3 separate regions of the Homo sapiens genome follow, and regions 1 and 2 are each linked to region 3. A link is a contact called in ENCODE Hi-C or POLR2A ChIA-PET data. All regions are on one chromosome and are shown on one strand. The core of a region is the stretch at or near the end of the contact, and the rest is flanking DNA. Distances in the headings are between cores, read along the strand shown.

Region 1 (3,070 bases), core at 101-2,600, 120 kb after region 3:
CAAGCAGGTTTCGAACTCCTGACCTCGTGATCTGCCCGCCTCGGCCTCCCAAAGTGCTGGGATTACAGGTGTGAGCCACTGCGCCCGGCCGGTACGGTTCTTAAAACCTATAGAACCCTACAACTCCAAGAGTGACCCCCAATGTAAACTAGGGACTATAGTTCATAGTGCTGTGTCAATATTGATTCCTTAATTGTAACAAGTGTACCACACGAATGCAAGATATGAATAACAGGGGAAACTGTGTACCGGGTTGGGGGGGTGGGAATTGAGTGTGTGTGCATGTGGAATTCTCTATACTGTCTACTCAATTTTTCTGTAAACAAAAAACTGTATTTTAAAAAGTCTATTTATTATTTTTTAAAATACAAAAACAAAAGTAAAAACCATTCTTGGCCTGCAGGTCCTACAAACCAGGCAACAGGCCAGATCTGGCCCCGGGAGGCCTGTATTTTGCTGAGCCCTGTGCAAAGGGAAGGAAGCCAGGCCTAGAGAGTTCACAGCACAGGATTCCATCAAGAGCAAACTCCTGAAAAGACAAAGCACCCCTCACATTGTCAGGCCAATCGATTGGCTGGGAAAGCAGCTTTGGGATGAGGGAAGAGTCCTCTGTGTCGATGGGGGTGATGGCTGCATGATACAGTTTCATCAGAAGTCCCATGGCTGGGTGCGGTGGCTCATGCCTGTGATTTCAATGCCTTGGGAGCCTGAGGTGGGAGGATTGCGTTAGCCCAAAAGTTTGAGACCAGCCTGGGCAACACAGCAAGATCCCATCTCTAAAAAAAAAAAAAATTTAAATTAGCTGAGTATGGTGGTGCACATCTGCACTGCCAGCTGCTTGGGAGGCTGGGAGGCTGAGGCGGGAGGATTGCTTTAGCTGAGGCGTTCGAGGCTGCAGTGAGTTATGATGGTGTCACTGTACTCCAGCCTGGGCCACAGCGTGAGACCCTGTCTCTAAAAACATATGTACTTAAGATTTTTAAAAAAGTCTTTGAATTGTATATTTAAAATGTCTACACTTCATTAAAACATGTCACAGGCTCCCACCCAACCCCCTACCCTGCTCCCGCCGACCAATTGTCAGCTTCTGGAGGTCCTGAGGTGAGGGCTCTGCCTGTGCCTTCCAGAGGAGAACAGAGGAGAGCTGTGTGCCCATCTACTGAGTGCATGAAATGAAATGAAGCCAGCAGGGCGGGGTGGATGGAACGGGGCTGGACCAGGCTCCCCCAGAGATTTCTGAGCTGGAACTTGCTGGATGAGTCAGGCACGTCAGGAGCAGAAGAGGAAAGGGCCAGGGCAAAGGCTGGGCTGGAGGAAAGGGCTGTGGCTTTGAGGAAGCAGCTGGGTGTGCCCCGGGGTGGGAAGGTCAGCGGGGCCTGGGCCCCTGGGGGTGGGGCCGTGTGTGGTCACAGACCTATTGTATTTAGTATCCACCCTGCAGGCTGGCTCTTACCCGCTGGCTGCTCGAGGTGGTGGCCTCTGGCCCTTGGGGGGTGCCGAGGTCGGAGGGAGCAGCCTCCAAGTCCAGGAGACAGGCTTTGGGGCAACCTGACCCCAGTGAAGGACTTGTCCCCACCCATCCCAGAGGAGGAGGAGTGTGGAGGGCAGAAGTTTGCCAACCGAGGCAAGAGCGGGTTCAGAAGCTTTCTGTAAAGGAGGGCATTTGGATGACGTGTGGATTTCCTATTGCTGCTGAACAAATCACCACAAACATAGAGGCTTAAAGCAACACAATATTGTTATCTCCCCGTTCTGGAGGGCAGAAGGTCCCAGTGGAGCTTATGGAGATGAGGTCAGGGCACTGGCAGGGCTGGTTCCTTCTGGAGGGTCCAGAGGAGGCTTCATTCCTTTCCTCTTGCAACTTCTAGAGGCTGCCACACTCCTTGGCTGGTGGCGGAATTGCCCTGACCTCTGTTTCCACCATCTCTTCTTCTTCTCTTCCACCTTCTCCTACTCTAACCCTCCTGCCTCCCTCTTATAAGATCTTTGCGATGACAATGGGCCCCTTGATCATCCAAGATAATCTCCCTATCGCAAAATCCATAACTTCATCCCCTCTGCAGGAGCCCCTTCACCATGGATTGAATTGTATTTCCCACCCCAAACTCACATCCTAAAGCTCTCACGCCCCAGTATCTCACAATGGGACTGTATTCGAGGACCGAGTCTCTAAAGAGGTGATTAGGTTAAAATGGGTTCGTTAGGTTGAGCCCTAATCCAATAGGCCTGGTGTCCTTTTTTTTTTTTTGAGTCAAGGTCTCACTCCATGGCCCAGCCTGGAGTGCAGTGGCACCATCAGAACTCACTGCAGCCTTGAACTCCTGGGTTCAAGCAATCCTCCTACCTCAGCCTCCTGAATAGCTGGGGACTATAAGCACACACTACCACATCTAATTTTAAAAAAAAATTTAAAGAGATGGGATCTTGCTATGTTATCCAGGCTAGTCTTGAACTTTTGGGCTCAAGTGATCCTCCCACTTCAGCCTCCCAAAGTGCTGGGATTACAGGCATGTGCCATCATGCCCTGCTTTGATGTCCTTATAAGAAGAGGAGATTAGGGCATGGCCATACCCAGAAAAGCCCGTGTGAAGACACAGGGAGAAGACAGCCATCTGCAAGCCAAGGAGAGAGGCCTTGGAGTGAACCAACCCTGCTGACACCTTGATCTTAGACCTCTAGACTCAGAAGGCGTTTCGGTTGTTTAGCATTCCCCGCCTGCTCTAACCCCAACCCCTGTCTGCGGTGCTTTGTCACGGTGGCCCTGGCAGTGCACTGCACCGTGGATGGTAACATGTTCTCAGGTTCTGGGGAGTGGGATGTGGATATCTTTGCGGGGCTGTTAGTCTGCCTACCACAGGTGGGTTCTGTGAAGGTGAGTGCCCCTCCCTCCTAGTGCCCCAGGGGAAAATGGCAGAGCCGGGCAGGGCCGGGGGGTGGGGAGGGAGGAACAACTGGCTGAGGCCTTGGGGATGCTGGAGCCAGGTAGCAGCCACTGTGCCTTTGCAGACCATCACAGGGCTGTTCATCAATGTTCCAGTTCTCCTTTTCCAGGCACTTCCCGACCCTTGGT
Region 2 (2,700 bases), core at 6-2,505, 83 kb before region 3:
TGTGTGGCTTTCATTCTTAAGGGTGCCTCATGATCCAAGATGGCTGCTCTAGCTCCATCCATTGTGACTGAATTCCGGGCAGCAGGAAGGGGGACTTATCAACAACTACATAGAAATTTCAGATATTGATAATGTCAGGGAGATAAAACAGGGTGATGAATATAATGTGATGGGGGAAGGGCTGCTTTAGGAAGAATGGTATTTTCATCCATTTTGTTCACTATTGAAGTGCCCAGGCCTAGAGCAGAGCCTGCCATACAGTGGGGCTCAATAGAGATGGTTAAGGGATTGAAAATTGCTCAGGGAAGGTCTCACGGAGAAAGTGACTTTAGACTTGAGAAGTGAGGGGCTCACTTTTGTGGGCATCAGGGGAAAGATTGCCCCTGGAGGAGCAAAGAGTCAGTGCAAAGGCCCTGTGGCAGAAACTTGCCTGGTGGCTCAGGAGCACAGCAAGGCCAGTGTGGCTGGAGCAGAGTGAGCGAGGCAGATAGGAATGGGGGAGGAGACTGGAGTGACTATAGGGAGCTGGGTTGTGCAAGACCTCATAGGTCACTGTCAGGAATTTAGATTCTATTCTGAGATAAATAGGGAGGCATGGGGGAGGTTTGAGCAGAATGACATGCTCTGACTTTAATCTTAAAAGGATAACTTGGATTCTGTGGGGAGAACGGGGCGGGGGGCAAGAGCAGAGGCAGGAAAACAGCGGGGAAACTACGGCACCCATCCATACAAGCCAGGATGGGGGCCAGGATGGTGTTGGAGAGAAGTGGATGGATTTGAGGCATGCTTTAAAGCGAGAGCAGCCCAGCCTTGCTGATGGAGGGTGCTAGGTGGGAGGAAAATGGAGGACTCAGGAATGACTCAACCTCTTCGCTTAAGCAACTTACAAGCGTGGGTTTCTTGTAAAAACCTTTTATTTTAGTCTTCTTACCTTAGTCCTTTAAAAATCAAAAGAAGTTGGAACATGAGCCAAGGGTGTGGTGTTCCCAAGTCCCAGATTGGATTAGCCTGTGTCGTAGTTGTTCCTGCATCTTAAGGCCCCATGGAGCTGGGGATGCCTGGAGCCCTGGGATTGAGAGTGTAGTCAGCCACTGACTGCTGGTCCAGAGTGGGCAGGGCCTGGCCTTGTCCCAGAACTAGGCTTCGTCTGGGCAAATTGGCTTCTTGGCTCATTTGGTCAGAGGTGTGTTTCTTGGAAGCCTGTTTTCTCTTCTCATAGGAGGAGGAATTAGACCTTGCAATTCAGTGGCCAGGTCAAGTTAATGATTCATTTGTGAAGCTCCCGTGCAAGGAGCCCAGCGGGGATGGCCTAGGAGAGAAGCGTGAGGGCACAGGCCTAGACGTGGATACGGAGCCTGGGGCTCTGTCTCTCCCTGCTCCTGTGACCTTGGTCAGGCATTTGGCTTTGGAGCCTCAGTGTCTGCTTCGATGAGATGAGCCATTGAGAATTTAAGAGGTGAAGTAGGTGGAAGTGTTTCGCTACCTGAACAGGGCCGGGCAGATCGTCCAGACGATTCTGCTCCCCTGGTGTCTGAGGGCAGGGGCGTCTCAGGGCAGGGGCCCCATCGTGTTCATCCCTGTGTCTTTAAATTCCTAGCATAGCATCTAGCATGGGGCGGATGATTGTACAGGGCATGAACTGCAATCCCAATGAGGTCAGAGCAGCCTCACTGTAGGCCGAGGTCGTTCCAGTGGGCTTCATGGAGGAGGTGGCACCTGGGCGAGCGGGGTGTTAGGTTTGGAGGTCAGGGGCCTCTCCAGGTGCAGGGGAGAGTGCTGTGGGTGGTAGGAAGAGAATGCTAAAAATTAATGTCTATGAAATCTTCATCTCATCCATCACACATTTACCGAGTTGTTGCCCCGGCCTAAACAGGCGGTACTCTCTGTGTATTTAAAAAAAAAAAAATCCCTTCTTAAGTATGAGCTGTTTAAAACACACAAAGGAGGACTAGCGTTACCACCCGCTAGACATTTCCACGTTGATTATATGGTTTCAGGTCTCACTTTTGCTCATTCACCCAGAAAATATTTACAGAGCTCCTGCAAGGTGCCAAGAGCTGTCCCAGGCCCTGAGGACAGACACATCGCCAAACAAAGCAGCTGAGGATCTTGCCCTTGTGGGTTTATGGCCAGGCAGGTGATACAGATGGACAGCAATAAACCTGATAAGCTAATTATACCGTGTGCTCGAAGGCCACAAGCAGCATGGAAACAACACGGCAGGTCGGGAGGTCAGGAGTTTTAGGGGCAGGTTGGATGAGCCTTCTGAGAAGGGGGCATGTAAGCAGAGATTCGAAGGGGTGAGGGATTTGACCACGTGTTTAGGAGGAAGCAGTGGGTGCAAAGGCCCTGGGGCAGGAGCGTGGCCTCTTGGACAGGATAGCAAGGAGGCTGTGGGGCTGGGCTGAGTAACAGACAGTGGTTGTGGAATGAGACCACCGCTTCTGCTGTTGTCCTTCCCAGCTTCTCCCCAGCCTCCCCTTTTCCCTAGTTTATAAGACAGGAGAAAAGGGAGAAAGCAAAAAGATGGAAAGAAACAGAAGTAAGATAAATAGCTAGACGACCTTGGCGCCACCACCTGGCCCTGGTGGTTAAAATAATAATAATAATAATAATATTAACCCCTGACCAAAACTACTGGTGTTATCTGTAAATTCCAGACGTTGTATGAGAAAGCACTGTAAAACTTTTTGTTCTGTT
Region 3 (2,887 bases), core at 204-2,703:
AAACCCATAAAACAAAACAGGTCAGGCTTCACCAACCATGGGAGTGAGTCACAAGACAATGATTAATCCGATTTTATGCACCTGAGGTCATGAAAGAACTCATGTGGACCATTACTACCATGTGCAGGTTTATTCATCAAGAGGGGAGTGAGGGCCCCGCTGCTGTCCACAAATAAGCTGTGGCCTCTGCTGTCTGTTGCCTCCGCTTTTCTCAGACGCCTCTGCCTCTGGGAATTAGGGGTAGTTGCTAAGATCTATTGAACAGTTGCTGTGTGCCAAGTCTGTTAGCTTAAGCTCTCACGCTGGTGCCTCTGAAGTCCCCTTTTACAGATGTGGAGACTGAGTCTGGGAGGTTCAGTGATTGCCCAAGGTGTGGAGGGGCTTGGGGTTGGAGCCCCAGGTGCACATCTGTCCACACAGGCCCTTTGCGGGGCTGAAGCAGGATTACTCTGAACATCCAAGTCAAGGCCACCCCGGGATTTCATCCAACAACGAAAGCCAAGTTCAAGGTGTCTTGGTTTCTTCTGAAATTGCCCTAACCTTACCTGTTAAAGGCCTGGCTGACTTGTGCTGTTCTTTTTCTTGAAGAAGTCCCCAAAAGATGAAATCACAAAGTCCAGAGCGGTGAAGACATTGCCCAAGACCCACAGCAGAGGCAGGATTCAAACCTGGCTCCCCTCCTCCAGGAAGTCCTCCAAGCCTGCTGCAGTTCCCCAACTCCCACAGAACTCAGGGGCTTAGGGACATGTCAGCAGAGCCTGTTTGCTTTCTAACCCAACACTACGGGTCGCCAGCCCCTCATAGGCAGAGCTCAGACCTTTGACTTTTCTGTATGTTCCTCCTCTCACCTCTCTGATCCTCTCCTGTCAGGTCAGTGTGAGCTGGGCGCACATGAGGCATCCAACAGGCCCTTTGCGTGTGAGTGGGCAGTGCAGTGAGGCAGCCTGCGGCTCAGGCATGGGGCCCCCTGAGCATTTACCCTTGTCTCCCCCACTTCAAATTGTTCGGGAACAGAGACACCCAACTCTGCGAATTACACTGAAACCAGGAAGGTCCCACTCACTCCCTAAAAGAATAAATCAAATGACAGCTAACAGCGACCAAACCCTTTCTATGTGCTCTGCACTCTGCCTGGAGGAGTATGTTTAACACGCAAGAGGGCCTCTCTATCATTACTATCCTCCCCATTTTAGAGAAGGAAACAGGCACAGAGAGGCTGAGTGACTGGCTCAAGGTCACACAGCTAAAAAGAGAGGGAGCCAGGATGTGAGTCCTCCTTGGGGTGGAAAGCCTCCAGCGAGGGCTGTGGTTTTGGCTTCCCATGGGGGAGGCTGGGGAACGAGGCCAGGAGGCCCCTGAGGCTGATTCTGGGTCTCTGTCACGTGGTTTCTCTTGGGTCAGCCAGCGGGGGTGGGCAGCTCTGAATGCAGGCTCAGCCCAGGCCAAGGAATGTCGCAGCGGCTGTGGCTCAGCGGGCCAGCCAGAGCGGAGGCTGGGGGAGGGAGTGGCGTCTTGGCAGCCGTGACAAATAGAAAACAGATTGTGTTTCCCTTTGCTTCCACCCCCAGCCGGGGGAGGGGATGTGCCGGAACCCAATTACCCACTTACAATGGATGCTCTATTGTGGAACGGGAGGCAAGGTCGGGGCAGGGGGAGCAGGCCCTGCCCGGGGCGCGGTGTCCCTGGCACGGCCCCGTTGCTCGCCCGCCCTGGCTGACCTCCCTTCCTCCTGACTCTGCTGCCAGCCCCGCCGCCCCCTCTCCTAGCTCACAAAGACCCAGCGCCCTTTCCAAAACTGGGTCTTCCTTCCAGGCAGCCTTGATTCTCGCTGTGGAGCCGCAAGGACTGTGGATCCTTGTCTGAGCACTAAAGTCCAGCAAAGGTTTCTGTCATTCCTTCCTTCCTTCATTCATTCTTTCACTCATTCATTCCTCCCCCACCAGCCCCCTAATCTCTCTCCTCTCTCTATCTTGTTAATGATCTGGAAATATTTGAGCATCCAGGCAGCTTGGTTCCCATCGAGATCCACTCATTGATTCACTAAATATTTACTAAGCACCCACTATGTGCAGGCACTAAGAATCTGTTCATTTACCACTGTTTGTGGAGTACCTACTGTGCGTGAGGCCCTAGACAGACTTGCATTCACTTAGCAGGTATTTGTGGAGCATCCACAGAGATACATGTTTGTCCAGTATTTGTGGAGCGCGTACTATACGCCAGGGAGTCATTCATTCATTTACCAAGCGTTGGGGGGGGCACCTACTACGCTCTGGGTGTTGGGGTGCCACAGTGAACAGGACAGACATGGTCTCTGCCCTCAGGCATCTTATGGTCCAGTGGGCAGGGGCAGACTCTTAACAACAATTTGATGTGCTGTGCATTTATTGCACACCAACTGTGTGCAGGCTTCTTGGAGGGCAGGATTAGAGATGCACGCTGGTCAATGTGAACAGCCTGAGCATGAATCAGACCTAGATTGGGACTGGGGTGCCGACTGCATCACCAAAGAAGGAGACTGACTTCACCTCCAAGACCTCAGTTTACTCAGCTGTAAAATGGGTGGTGGTGAGACTTAGCCAAGGGGCCTGGGAAATAGGAGTTTGCTTCTGTTGGGGACAGCTGTTGCTTTTACCAACTCAGCATCTGTTCCTCCTGGTAATGGCGCCCCGGATCTCGTTGAGGAAAACAGCTTTCTTCTTTTCTCTCATCATCTGTAGTTCAGGTGGGGCTGACCCCGCCTCCCTGGCTCCTGGAGGAGCACATGACCAAGGCTTGGCCAATCAGGTCATCCCATCCTCTGACAGCAGTCATTGGTCCAAAGGAGGGTCACATGATGTAGTCGGGTATCAGTGAGATTCTTACCTTAGGACGGGAGAGCCTGCCT

The links. A loop is a pair of places that touch in the nucleus more often than their neighbours do. ChIA-PET counts read pairs that join two places held with the same protein, here RNA polymerase II (POLR2A). Pooled maps may share reads with other maps.
Region 1: a map of endothelial cell of umbilical vein shows a loop between it and region 3 (4-fold over the local background). The contact joins two enhancer-like sites. A Hi-C loop is called at or near these places in 9 of 168 maps with a recorded cell type or tissue (Caco-2, MCF 10A, aorta and 6 more), 1 of 37 single-sample maps with no recorded cell type and 7 of 50 pooled maps. POLR2A ChIA-PET finds 5 or more read pairs at or near these places in 4 of 52 experiments (MCF 10A, RWPE1, activated B cell and 1 more).
Region 2: a pooled map shows a loop between it and region 3 (2.5-fold over the local background). The contact joins two enhancer-like sites. A Hi-C loop is called at or near these places in 1 of 50 pooled maps. POLR2A ChIA-PET finds 5 or more read pairs at or near these places in 2 of 52 experiments (H1 and Panc1).

The regions. Positions count from the first base shown.
Region 1 is chr12:124,624,716-124,627,785 of GRCh38, reverse strand. No RefSeq gene overlaps it. Among named protein-coding and RNA genes, the nearest start is that of NCOR2, 59 kb to the right of the region's middle. Within about 2 kb of position 1,350, at least 26 of the 41 ENCODE cell types and tissues checked have a DNase peak (open chromatin) inside an H3K27ac peak, as active enhancers do; they include ascending aorta, endothelial cell of umbilical vein, heart left ventricle and 2 more, where a contact is called at or near this core.
Region 2 is chr12:124,827,331-124,830,030 of GRCh38, reverse strand. All of the region lies in intron 1 of SCARB1 (scavenger receptor class B member 1), which reads left to right. Among named protein-coding and RNA genes, the nearest start is that of SCARB1, 35 kb to the left of the region's middle. RefSeq lists an enhancer at 1,735-1,914. Within about 2 kb of position 1,255, at least 11 of the 41 ENCODE cell types and tissues checked have a DNase peak (open chromatin) inside an H3K27ac peak, as active enhancers do; they include Panc1, where a contact is called at or near this core.
Region 3 is chr12:124,744,762-124,747,648 of GRCh38, reverse strand. No RefSeq gene overlaps it. Among named protein-coding and RNA genes, the nearest start is that of SCARB1, 120 kb to the left of the region's middle. RefSeq lists an enhancer at 2,668-2,717. Within about 2 kb of position 1,453, at least 33 of the 41 ENCODE cell types and tissues checked have a DNase peak (open chromatin) inside an H3K27ac peak, as active enhancers do; they include Panc1, ascending aorta, endothelial cell of umbilical vein and 3 more, where a contact is called at or near this core.